2 separate regions of the Homo sapiens genome follow, and region 2 is linked to region 1. Evidence: chromatin contacts called from ENCODE Hi-C or POLR2A ChIA-PET data. All regions are on one chromosome and are shown on one strand. The core of a region is the stretch at or near the end of the contact, and the rest is flanking DNA. Distances in the headings are between cores, read along the strand shown.

Evidence for each region. Hi-C counts contacts between places; a loop is a spot of excess contacts on that map. ChIA-PET counts read pairs that join two places held with the same protein, here RNA polymerase II (POLR2A). Pooled maps may share reads with other maps.
Region 2: a map of mammary epithelial cell shows a loop between it and region 1 (13-fold over the local background). The contact joins two enhancer-like sites. A Hi-C loop is called at or near these places in 10 of 168 maps with a recorded cell type or tissue (CD4-positive, alpha-beta T cell, CD8-positive, alpha-beta T cell, Caco-2 and 7 more), 4 of 37 single-sample maps with no recorded cell type and 18 of 50 pooled maps. POLR2A ChIA-PET finds 5 or more read pairs at or near these places in 1 of 52 experiments (AG04450).

Annotation. Positions count from the first base shown.
Region 1 is chr2:27,805,326-27,811,775 of GRCh38, reverse strand. The region is part of intron 7 of RBKS (ribokinase); the gene reads left to right. Among named protein-coding and RNA genes, the nearest start is that of MRPL33, 37 kb to the right of the region's middle. Within about 2 kb of position 1,700, at least 5 of the 41 ENCODE cell types and tissues checked have a DNase peak (open chromatin) inside an H3K27ac peak, as active enhancers do; they include mammary epithelial cell, where a contact is called at or near this core.
Region 2 is chr2:28,451,018-28,457,591 of GRCh38, reverse strand. No RefSeq gene overlaps it. Among named protein-coding and RNA genes, the nearest start is that of PLB1, 42 kb to the left of the region's middle. RefSeq lists enhancers at 4,835-5,348, 5,349-5,862. Within about 2 kb of position 3,536, at least 2 of the 41 ENCODE cell types and tissues checked have a DNase peak (open chromatin) inside an H3K27ac peak, as active enhancers do; they include mammary epithelial cell, where a contact is called at or near this core.

The DNA.
Region 1 (6,450 bases), core at 451-2,950:
TTTATGCTCTTGCCGTGCTAGTTTTTAGAACTCTCTTTGTTTTTGGACTCTGGGAAAATCTTATTTCTATTTTTTAGATATATTAATAGTAATAAGGCTTCTGTTTTATCCCAGAGTTCTGAGTATCTTGTAGAAGGAGAGTTTTCAGATCTCTAGGCTACAACATTGCTACAAAGAGAAGCCTAAATTGGGTTTCTTCACAGGCAGTGATCACAGTCAAGGTCCTCAGGCTGCCTTTCATCTTATTCTCAGAGCATCGTGGGAGTTCCAAGACTAATGATACAAAAGCAGCCTCTAGAACTGAAAACAGTTCCTTAAGAAATAGGAAATATTCTATTGGAAAGAATGGCAAAATGGAATGAGGCACATCCCACTGTACACTTTCTTATTCAGCACACTCTGAATTTTCCACATGCCACACAGTGGATATACACTGGTATGCCAGGGACACACTGGCATAATAAGACAGTCCCTGGCCACAAAGAGCTTGGAATCTAGAAGAGTGCATAGTCCATACAGCTAGAATGAGAAGTCCCATGGTGATGCAGTGGAGGGGGCCCACCTAGCCTGAGGAGCCCAGGGAAGCTGTTTGAGAGGGTAAGGGAAGGAGCTGAGCTGAAGGATAAGGCAGAGGCAGCTTGGTAAAGTGGCACTCAGGCAGAGGCAGCAGCTCATGAAGCAGCTAAAGGGAGCATGGCATATTTGTGCTGCTTCAAATAGTTCCATTTGGAAAGACCTGAGTACAAAGGAGAGTTAAGGATGAAGTGGAGAGGTGGCAGGGTTGGGTTGTAAAGGGCTTCCTTTGCCACTTCTGAGAATTCACACTTCTGAGGGCAATGGGGAGCCATTTAAGCAAGGGATACATTTGATCAGATTTATACTTTATAAAAAGATTAATATGGCTGCTGTGTGAAGAATAAATTGGAGTTTACAAGACTGGAGTCAGGGAGAACAGTCCAGAGACTGTCGTATTGATCTGGGTGAGAGATGGTGGCAGCCTGGACTAGGGAAGTGGAAATGGGGATGCTGAGAAGTGGGTTTGAGAGCTCATGGGAATTCAGATGACATAAAGATAGTTCATTTCCTTAAAAAAAGTGGGGGCAGTGGGGCGATAACTAAGATGGTTATTTCATAGTTGAAACAAACAGATCATTCTGTCAGTCTGAGTGGTTTTCAGCATATTTTTTACTCCGACTCACATAAAGGCTAAAACCTACTCCCACTAGAAAGAGTTCCTGTCATCAGTGATTCTCTGCAGATAGCACAGAAAGATGCCTGTATAACTTACAAAAAATAAAATTAAAATCTCAGGTGATCCATAAATGCCCTTCCATCCGGTAAATGCCCTTCCATCCAGTATGCCTGCCTTCTAGGGAATGAATGATCTGTGTAACAGGCAAGCATTTGGAGCAGAAATCAATCCTTCATTTAAAGTAACTGACATTTGAAGGTAACTCTTTTGCAACATAATGCTAGTTCAGATACTTGCCCTACCACCTGTGCCTTAGACACTAGCTTATTCCTGGTAGAAACACAGCCTTCACGTAACTATGCATCCTTCCCTGATAAAGTGACAAATCAGCCAGTATATGACGAATTTGGGTTGTGTAGACAAATATACCAGGTGCACCAGCCAAGACATACACAGTTGGTTGTGAATCATCCACACCAGCTTTCAATGCAGTTAGATTCACAGAACAATTGCTCAGTTCCTTCCTTCATTTTCACAGTGTAGACCTGGCTCAAGACCCAAGAGTGAAGCAGCAAGTGTGAAGAAGCAGAAACATTATAAATAACCCAGAGAATCCTTTTATAACAGCAACTGCCTACTGATTTTGTGGCCTAACAGCTCGAGCAAAAATGAATATAAATACAACATTGTGCAATGACTAATTACTCAAAATTTTGTGCATCAGCAGAAGTGGAACCTGTGGTTGGTGCTAATATTATGAAATGCCTTTGCTGTTTAATAATCTGGTAGCTCTGTATTATTTAGCATGCATTTTTCTTGGAGAACAATGATTTTATTTCAAGTACCTCTCACTGAAATAAAAAAGCAGCTGTTAGAAGATGAACATTTAGCAGAAAATATTTTAGCGAGTCTTTTGTAAGATACTAAGTCCTATTGGATTAACTGTTTTCTGTCTAGAATAGTGGGGTCACAAAAAAAAGGGGATTGCTGACCACAAAAGGCAAAAGGCCAACCTTTAGAACTCAGTGAATCACTAACAGACATTTTAGTTTTAATTGCGATTTACTCACCAATATATATACAAAGCTCTCATTAATATTGCCTGAAGAATGGGCCCTTTTTAATTCCATTTTTAGCTCGCTCTCAGGATTCCACTTCTCTTTCATTAACATGGAATTCTTTAAATTATAGAATAAATTAACCCACCGCAAACATTTTGGGCAGAATGGGGTTTTCAGCAATTTTCAGCCTCCACAGGCCATTCTTCTCAGCAGCTTGCCAGCCAGCAGAGCGGTGAGGGCCATGGCTGGGAGCAGCACCTGCCCCTGAACTTGAAGAGAGGCTAGAGCAGCCCAATGGGCTCCTGGCCCAAGCCCACTCTCAGGGTGACAGTGTCCTTCACATGTTCCTCAGGCTGGCCAAACAAGGGGTGTGCCAGTGCGTAAGCCACATCACCATAAGGCTGCTGGGCACAGCCAGTTTCAGCCAAAGAACATTATGGTTGAGCTGCATTAATGTGCCCATATTGACTCAGGGACAATTTTTACATTATTATAAGCAAAACAGAAAATGTTCTCTTTTAAATTATCAAGAAATGTGAAAAAACAAAGAGTTTCATTTTATCTCCAGTTCCCATTCCTGGGGTGAAGTGGGTGATAGGTAAAGATTAAAAATGGAAGAGTTTTCAGAGATGGCTGAAGATTACCTAGAGGGTGAGGCTCAGGCTTGGGCCGAGGGTGGAATGAGGTATAGAAAAGGGAAAGGATCAGGCATGTCTGTTCTGTATATTATTTGGCAATACAAGACAGTATATCTACATTTTTTACAAATGTTATCTCAAAACACCTTCGTCAAAATGCTCCACTTCAGTCCTGGTCTGACCAGCCAGCCCAGAGCCCATCACAAACTAACAAAGCTGAGAATGGACCCTGAGACACGGTCAGGCCCCAGATGGAGCCAGCCAGTGGCCTCTGTCAATATGAACTAATGGCTGACTTGGACTGGGAGCCATTTGTCAACAATAGTGGGGCCAGATCTGTCCATGGCACCAACCTGTGAGGTAGGTTGAGCACCACAACCAAGCACCTCAACCTGTGTGAAGACTGAGATGGCTGAGACACACTGCATCAGGCAGGGGATTTCTTTTGTCTTTGACTCAATTTTAGATGGAATCCAAGTGATGCAGTTACTATGATTATCTGTACTCTTTCTTAAAAATGGTTACTAAATACTTGTAGGGTACCAATAAAGGAAGAATCTGGCAGTTCTGGGATGAAAGTTAATAGAGTTTTTCTTGTTTTATAGTAGTTGAAATATAATCAATGTATTGAAATTCAGAAGATCAGTGTCATTCGTAATACCACTTATGGTCACTTTGGGCAGTGAAGTGCTGCCCTGAGCATATCTTAGCCCCACCTTACTTTGATTTTGCACTCAACCGCTTATTGATCCTTCTCTGTTCTCACCTATCTTAATGAAAGAAGGCTTTAGCCTCATAAACCTCATTCCAGATAGAAATACATAATTCAAGAGAAACACTGATGTCAAAGAAGAGAAGGCATACCAATTTGTGTCAGCATTTGCTGTAAATTAGAGAGGAGTACAGGGAGAGTTTAATGTAATGTAGAATTGGAATTAAAATAGAACCAATATTTAGGCAGTCCTCCACCTCTTTTTTTCCCTGCTGTGACATGAAGGATTGACTTTCTCCCAGCTTAAGTACCTAATGTAGTTCATTTTTTTTCCTTTCTGCTGGGATTCCCCCCCACAAAATACTACATATTTATTTCTGGCATCCAAAATTAAATATTTTCACCTTTTCCATTCCAATCACAACCAAAAACTCAGGGTATGAAGAGTTGGAGTTTCCCCCTCATCTTCCACACCTTTGCAGCATAGAAAGGACCTCTGGTGGCCGGGCACAGTACCTCATTCCTGGAATCCCAGTACTTTGTGAGGCCAAGACAAGAGGATCGCTTGAGCCCAGGAGTTGCTGGGCAACAATAGAGAGACCTCATCTCTACAAAAAAATTTTTTATAGCCAGGCGTGGTGGCAAATGCCTGTAGTCCCAGCTACTCAGGAGGCTGAGTTGGGAGGATCGTTTGAGTCCGGGGAGGTCAAAGCTGCAGTGAGCCGTGATTGCACCACTGCACTCCAGCCTGGGTGACAGAGCAAGACCCTGTCTCAAAAAAAGAAAAAAAAGACCTCTGCCATGCCAGTGTAATCAGTTCAGCTGTTGTAAATCACTATTAATCCCTCCTTAATACAGTACTAATGTGGGTGTTACCTCCATGGTTTCTTTTTTCCTAAGCTGAGAATAAAAGGTTGATAGTGAACATCTCACAATGTAAATTTGTGCAAGGTGTTCCTGTACACTTGTGAGAATTCTTTAGCACACATGCAAGAGTGTTCTTCCTTTTAAAGTGGTCACATTGGGAAGCTTCACATTCAGACCACATGTTGTTTTCAGAACCTTTTTGGAGCTCTTTATTTGAATTTCTGCCAGAGCCGATCTTGTTCTTTACAGTTGCCCATTGGTTTTGGCCAATGGTGGAGTTCCCTAGCTTGATCCCTCACCTTAATCATTAGACTTGGCTTTAAACAATTCACTCTTTCCAGAAATAAATTCCTTAGGATATGGTTCTCAAAATATGGCCCTAAAGCCAGCAGTATCGGCATCACCTGGGAAGTCATTTGAAACACAAATCCCAGGCCCCACCTTAGATTTAATGGATCAGAAACTTTGGGGATGGAGCCCAGCAGTCGGTGTTTTAACAAACCCTCCAGGCGATTCCAGTGCATGCTCAAGTTTAAGAATCACTGACTGAGATGAAATGTGCCTCCATTGAGGATATTCAAAGATATGCTACAGATTTTGAAGGTACTGAAAGAGAAGTTTCAAAATATTTTTGAGCAAAGTTAGAATACATTTATGGCCTCCCCAGAGGACTGCTTTAATGGGGACTGGGATTTAACCAAGGTGTTCCAGTTCTATCACCTAGCCATTTGACCTTGAGCAAGTTCTTACACTTGGTTTCTCATCCGGAAAATCAAAGACCCACCCTACCTACCTCACGGCATTGCAATGAAATTCAAATTTAATCACATCTGCAAACATGCCCTGTAAACCAGAAAGTGCTGTGGAAAACTGAAAGTCATGTCACACTCTGCAGGCAGAATTCTGGTAGCCTGAACATTATGTCAGGGAAATGAGTGGGGCAAAGGCTTATATTTATCATTTCCCTGGCCAGATATACCTTTTTGTCTATATAATGGCCTTATGGATGTGTCTCAGATTCTGCCATTTCAGCCTACCAATTCATCTGGTATTAAGAGAGGAAAACCATTGCCTGACTAGTAGCTACAAAATGCTAGAAAAATATTAATATATCCATTTTCAGGTCGGTCCTGGTGGCTCACGCCTTTAATCCCAGCACTTTGGGAGGCCGAGGCGGGCGAATCGTTTGAGCCCAGATGTTTGAGACCAGCGTGGGCAACGTGGCAAAACCCTGACTCTACAAAAAAATACCAAAAAAATTAACCACCCACCTGTAGTCCCAGCTACCTGGGAGGCTGAGATAGGAGGATCACTTGAGCCCAGGAGGTTGAGCCTACAGTGAGCTGAGATCATGCCATTGCACTCCAGCCTGGGAAACAGAGTGAAACCCTGTCTCAAAAAAAAAAGAAAAGAAAAATATATCCATTTTTTGGCCGGGCAAGGTGGCTCATGCCTGTAATCCCAGCACTTTGAGAGGCCAGTGTGGGTGGATTACTTGAGGTCAGGAGTTTGAGACTAGCCTGACCTGTATGGTGAAACCCCGTCTCTACTAAAAATACAAAAATTTCCCAGGCATGGTGGTGCACGCTTGTAATCCCAGCTACTCGGGAGGCTGAGGCAGGAGAATCGCTTGAACCCGGAAGGTAGAGGTTGCAGTGAGCTGAGATCGCGCCACTGCACTCCAGCCTGGGCGACAGAGTGAGACTCAGTCTCAAAAAAATGAAAATAAAAAATACAAAAGAAAAATATATCAGTTTTCAAACTTGCTGTTTCCTACAAGGACCCGGGAAAGCTGGGAAATGAGCCATCAGGGCCAACTATGTTGTGTGGATACTGAAGCTCTTATGCCTGGAACATGGCACACACCAGCAGTGCAAGGGTCTGTCCTAAAAATATCATTTTATGCCTGTGCAGGGGTGTCTGGACCTTCAAGGAGGAAGCTCAGTGCTCATTGCCACACATTAATCACTGCAGAGAGAC
Region 2 (6,574 bases), core at 2,287-4,786, 640 kb before region 1:
GAGGCCTGGGGGGAGCAGCCCCCATTTCCATCTTGGTCCTGCACACAATGCCCCAATAACCCTATGCCCCACGCAGTCATGACCTGTTTAAAGCAGAACATGGTGGTGTGGCCGCCTGTTGGGCACCGGAGGTGACGCAGCCTCAGGGCCCAGAATGGCCTTGCCTTTCCCAGCCTGGAGAACACAGCACCCGCAACAGCATGGCCCTGCCCCACCCCATCCCTCGGAAATGAAAGGGCTTGCAGGCTGAAACCACTGCAGGAAAGCAAGGAAAAAGCCAAATGTCAAGCAAACAAAACAAGAAAGAAGCCTGTATTAGCCCGTTTTCACGCTGCTGATAAAGACATACGCGACACTGGGCAATTTACAAAAGAACGAGGCTGATTGGACTCACAGTTCTGCGTGGCTGGAGAGGCCTCACAATCATGGCGGAAGGCGAACGGTACTACTTACATGGCGGCAGCAAGAAAAAAATGACGCAGAAGCGAAAGCAGAAACTCCCTATTTAAAAAAAATCAGATCTCATGAGACTTACTACCATAAGGAAAGTATGAGAGAAAGCGCCCCCATGATTCAATGATCTCCCACCGGGTCCCTCCCACAACACGTGGGAGTTACAGGCGTATCATTCAAGATGAGATTTGGGTGGGGACACAGAGCCAAACCATATCAAGCCCCTACATCCAGAAAATGCAAATTTCATTCAACGCTAAAAAGAAATGTGCTGCCAAGCCATGAAAAGACATGGAGAAAACTTAAATGTATATTATTAAGTGGAAGAAGCCAGTATGAACAGGGTGCATACTGTATGATTCCAACTATATGACACTCTGGGAAAGGCAAGACTACGGAGACAGCAAAAAGACCAGTGGGTGCCAGGGGTTGTGGGGAGGGAGGGATGAACAGGCGGAGCACAGAGGATTTTTAGGGCCGTGAAACTACTCTAAGATGCTGTGACAGTGGATAAAGTCATCACACTTCGGTTAGAACTCATAGGACATCAACACCAAGAGTGAACCCCAATGTAAATATAGACTTTGGGTGATGATGCATCCATGTGGGTTCTTGATTTAATGAATGTACTACACATGTAGGGGCAGGGGTATATGGGGACTCTCTATACTTTGTTTTCAAATTTGCTATGAACCTAAAAAATAAAGTCTATTAGAAAACAAAACAAAAGGATCCCCAGATGCCCTGAGCTCTGTTTTACAAGGAGGGCCACCTGGCTCCTCAGGCCACAGCTCAGAAACCCCTGCTCTCCCTAGGAGGACTCACAGCCACATTTTCTCCTTTGCCTTTTAAGTGAGCTGTAGGGAATCCTTTGAGTCTCTTATCTGGGTCACCATTTAGGATAACTTCCACCGGAAGTGTCCTCTGCTTGGTTCCTTGACTTCAGTGTCACCTCCCCGGAGGCCTTCCCCAACTACCCCATTCCTAAGTCACTGTCCCTCCCATTATCTTGTATGATTTTCCGCCTAGCACTCATCATGTCTGAAATGAGCTCACCTGTTTACATATTTATTTTAAGTCACCCCTTTAGAGAATGCAAGCTCCACTAAGGCACTGACTGTGCCCCAGTGCCCAAAGCAGTGGCTGGCACAAAATAGGGGCTCAGCAAATATTTGTTGACTAAGTTATTTTGTTACTGAGCAGCAGCATAACCTAGGGCAAGGCAGTTAAACTTTTCTGGGCCCCAATTTCCTCATCTGTAAAATGGGCAACTACTCTTAATGATTGTGCTCCCTTTTCACGACAATGCTCTGAGTGTTGTCTCAACATGACCTTGTTTTGCCACGAAAGGACTTCTGCAGTGAAACAGGAGAGGTCCCCGATCCCCCTCAGGATGTGCCGCTTGCCTTTTCGGTCACCCCTGCTGCTCAAATCCCTCTCAGGAGGTGGAGCATGCAGATGGGAAGGTGCAGAGGCCAGGGTGAGCCATTTGGGCTCTGGCCCTACTGTAGTGTCTAAAGGTGGGTGCCTGCAACCCCAGTGTTACAAAGCTCTTTCAGCTTTGCTGTCCGCAGACAGCATGTGTTAACCAGCTCAATGGACCCTCTGCCTTTTCGCAAGGGCAGAGGGCCAGTGTGACAGCTCTCTGTATCACAAGCTCTTATCCAGCATCCCGGAAAAACTGGGTCACACATGGGCTTGAAGGATGAATGCGAGGTTTTATTGAATGGTAGAGGTAGCTTTCAGTGGGACGGATGAGGAGCCAGAAGGGGGGTATGGAGTAGGAAGGTGATCTTCCCCTGGAGTCAGGAGCCCAGCAGCCGGACTCCTCTCTGACCGTCCCCAGTCAAACTCCTCTCCATGTTCAGATGTTCCTCCTCCTCTCTCTTTCTCTACTGCATCGTTCCACTGTCCGTCTGCTGGTCTGCTGGCTTGCTCGTCTGTTTCTGAAGCCTGGGGTTCAGGGTTTATATGGGTGCAGGATAGGGGGTGTGGCAGGCCAAAAGGCAACTTTTTCCGCTCAAAAACAGGAATGCCTGTCCTCATTTAGGGCCGTGGGTCTTCAGGCTTGAGGGTGGGGCCTTTGCCAGGAGCCACCCTCTTCTACCCAGTATTTCCCTGTCTCCTGTCCGTATCACCAGGCCATCTGGATGAGTACTTATGGAGAGAGTTCCTAGCAGCTTAGGATGTTGCTTCACCTTGCAGACTTGAGTTTGCAGATGCCAGAGAGAGGTTGGAATGTGTGCTAAGTAGATTGGGGTATGTGAAAGTCTCTCCCCTAGAAGGTCAGCCGTAAGGAGGCAGGGATCTTGTGTTTTATTGATTTTTATGGCCCAAGAGTCTAGAACAGTGCCTGGCACCAAGGAGGCTCAACGAATAGTTATGAAATGAGCACAGGAGGAATGCTGGACACGTCATTGACAGTCAGAACATGAACTTCCATTCTTGGGTGAGTGTCGTGTGGTATGGAAACAGCAATAATAATGCCTTCCATTAGTGGAGCCCTCTGTAAGGTGTTTACACACACATCATCTCATTTGATCCTCATGACAACCCCATGAGATAAGTACCATTAAGTGTTATTATCCCCAATTTACAGATGAGATAACTGCGGCTCAAAGAGTTCAACCTGCCTGAGGCCACATAGCTGGTAAATGGCAGAGCCTGATCTTGAACCCAGGATTTTCTCGCCCTAGACCCAATGCTCTTATCTGCCTGTGTGTTGCTGGTCATGCAAAGCTCTGAGTGTGAGCAGCAGCTGGAAGCCTCACATGAGAGCCAAGGCCCTGAGGAGAGCCACCGTGGAGCAGACAGAAGAGCTACCTGTGACTGAGCCCAGGCCTGCTGTGCACACGGAGGCTGCCAGAGCTCTCAGCAGCAGGGGCTGGGTGAGAAGCAGGAGAGGCGGGTGAGCTGGGCCAGGCCCCTCTCAGCTCCAACAGTGGCCAAGTGCCCCTCTCGGGGAGCTCCTGAAGAGACCGCAGGGCCTCACGTAGGCACCGCCACCCTCAGGCCCAGACATGCATGGCTCCAAGCGGGCCCTTCACAGGGCACAGATGATGCCAAGGATGTGGGCAAACTGGTTTGAGGAACACAAAAACCAACTCAGAGTTTTCTCCCTTTCCTCAACAAGGCACCAGACCTGGCTTGTCACACCCCATGCCAAAGAGAAGTCTTCAAAGTGGTGTTTGCTTAGCCCCCACATCCTCCTGACTTTGCCAAAGTCCCTTATGTCTCCCTGAATCATACCTATGCACACGCACATGCACGCGCGCGCACACACATACACACACACACACACGGTGCCCAGGCCACCCCAGGCTCCTTTCCCTGGGAGCCCTCGAGCTGAGCCCTGGCCCACCTCTGTCCACAGCAATCCTTCGCACTCATCCTGCAGGCTCTTCTCTCTGCTGTCTGTTCCAAAGGCGCCTTCCCTCTTCTATACTCCAGAGCCTGCCCCAGGCCCTCCGCCCTGGTTCTGGCCATGGGGGCTTTCCACTAGATTTATCTGTACAGGTGACCGCTCCCCGTGTAGCCGCCAGCTCCCTGAGGGTGGGGCTCAGGTCCCTGTGCTGGGACCCACCTGGTCTAGGGGTCACAACCGCTGGCCACCCTGCATCAGGCCCTGTCAGGGAGCCCTGGGAGTCAGTAGTTTAGCAAACCTGTCTGGGGCCTTCCCCCTAGAAGCCACGGGGGCAGTCATGAAGAAATGGAGGGTGAAGGTGGGTGAGGCCAGGACAGGTGGCGGTCCACACACTTGCTGTGTTAGTCATCAAGGGCACCCAGCAGGGCAGAGGTCATCCCTAAAGCTGTGGCGAAGGGGATGGGTGGGGAGAAGGAGACAACGCATGCCAGGGAAAAGGCATCATGTCAAAACATCTTGCTGGAAAGGCAGTTTTCCTTCCAAACTCCCCAACAAGACCCGAAACGGTAAGTGGAAGGATGTCTTGATTAATCTCAGGCTGACGTTTTGCATTTGCTCTTGCAGCCAACACACACCGAGCCATCAAATCACCCTCCTGCTCCGTGCCAGACTCCGAACATGGAGTCCTCATTCCTGCCTCAGCAGCACTGGACAGAGCTTCTCTGTCCTCCCCCCTGGAAACGAGCCCCCAGCACAGGACCAAACAGATCATTGCTTCTACCTAGTGGAGCTAATAGCTGTTCATTGACCACATAGTCACTGGTCCCCTACTCTCCCAGCCCCTTGCTAAGCACGTCACATGCATTATCTCATTTACAAATGGGGTGGTTCCCAGAGATGGTTCTGGGGACCACAGTGGAGTGGGGAGGGGGCACTTCTGACCTGAGTGGAGTGAAAAGACAGCTGGCCCAGTCTCTTTTTGCGTCTGCTGCCCAGCATCATTGTCAACAGAGTCCACCTCATGCTTAGGAATGGCCCGGTTTGGAAGGTCAATTCTAGGTTCAGAGATTGGCCCAAGGCACCCTGTACCTGAGAGGGGCAGACACTAGAGGGCGCAAGGGAGCTGCGCTTGGTGGCCCAGGCTCAGGGATGTCAACTGGGCTGCAGCCTTGGGGCAAGGGCTATCTGCAGAGAGTGGAGGTGGGAGGCAGGTGGGGGGAGCGGGGGAGAGTGCCTAACCCTGCTCCCTCACAGAGCCCTTGCCCAGACCCAGCCCTAGCCCACATCCTCTCACCTCCATCAATCGCCCAGCAGGAGCCTGACCGGCCTGGGAACACAAGAGGGAAAAAGAGGTTCTGGGCCTGGCCTCTCCCCTCTCCACCACTTCAGCCCAGCCAGGCCCCAGCAAGCCTCTCCCCTGGGCTGGAGCCCTCAGACTCTCAGGCCGCTCTCCCGATGGGCTGGGACTGCAAATGAACCACGTTCTGGAAAAACAGCCAGGCCGTGCATCAAAGAAACTCCACGGCCCTCCAGGGGGTAGGTGTGGGGCGGGCCGGAAGCAGGAGGTGGAAGGACTGATAGAGCCCTTGGTTAGGAGTTCCGGTTCGGAACACCTTCTCCTCCTTAACCCACCCTCAGGAGCCACGAGGGCTCAGTTACAAGGCTCAGGTGGCAGCATCCTGGCCTGTGAATCAGGCTGACCAGGGTCCCTGCCCCGCCTGCTCCCACGGCCACAGGGCTTGTAACCTATGAAAAGCCCACTTCTCATGGTCCTAGCCTGGCCAGAGGTTCTGAATGTGCCACTGCCCCGTCCAAGACTCTGCCCGCAATCAGACGTGGGGCAGAGGGGGCGCCTCCAGGAGGCAAACTTTCCATTCCCACTGGGACAATGCCATGACCCCAGCCCCTGCTGACTCCTCTCCAGCCAATGGATCAGGCCACAGGAGGCCCTGCCTGCCTCCAGAAACTGGACGCCCCAAGCCTCTAAGTCCTCTTCTTGAGAGAAGGCCACATAAAAGGCAAGGTGGTGACGTCTTAGAGGCACGTACTTCGGTGTCCCACAGACTTGGGTATAGGTTGTATCTCTGATATTAGCGCCTTGGGCACAATACTTCACTTCTCTAAGCCTGGGTTGATTCACCTGTAAAAGGTAATAAGAACATCTACTTCACAAGGCTGGTGTAAGGATTAAATGCTACAAAGAACAGAAAGCGCAGAGCCGAGTTCCTGGTGCCCAAGCCAGCAGGAAAGTGGAGGAAGATGCTCTGAGCAGCACCTGCAGGGCCCTTCCGGCTCAGCCCAGTTTCTCTCTGCAGTGGAGTCCCAGTCTGCAAGCTAAGAACGGAGATGGACTTTCAATCCCAGCTTGGTATACATGGTATACACGGGTGAATTTTCTATTAGACAGTGGCACCAACGGATGTAGGAAGCCATGAATGCCTCGGTGTCAGCAGCCTCAGCCTAAGAATCATTCATTCATTCATTTGTTCATTCATTCACTTATTCAACAGACACCTTTTTGTCCAGACAGTCCCAGATTACAACTGTTGTCCAGATGTAATTATTAATAGCCTCCTTTGACCTTGAAGTGTCCCAGTTTGGATGATAAATTATACGGTCTCTCTGCCTACTGAGCACCTACTATGTGTCAGGTCCCAGGCTAGGCCCCGGGGATTGAGAGAGAGATAACGTAATGGCCCTGCCCTCTAGGGCTCCGGAGACAAGGCGGCGATTGCAAGGCAGTGTGAGAAGGCGGGG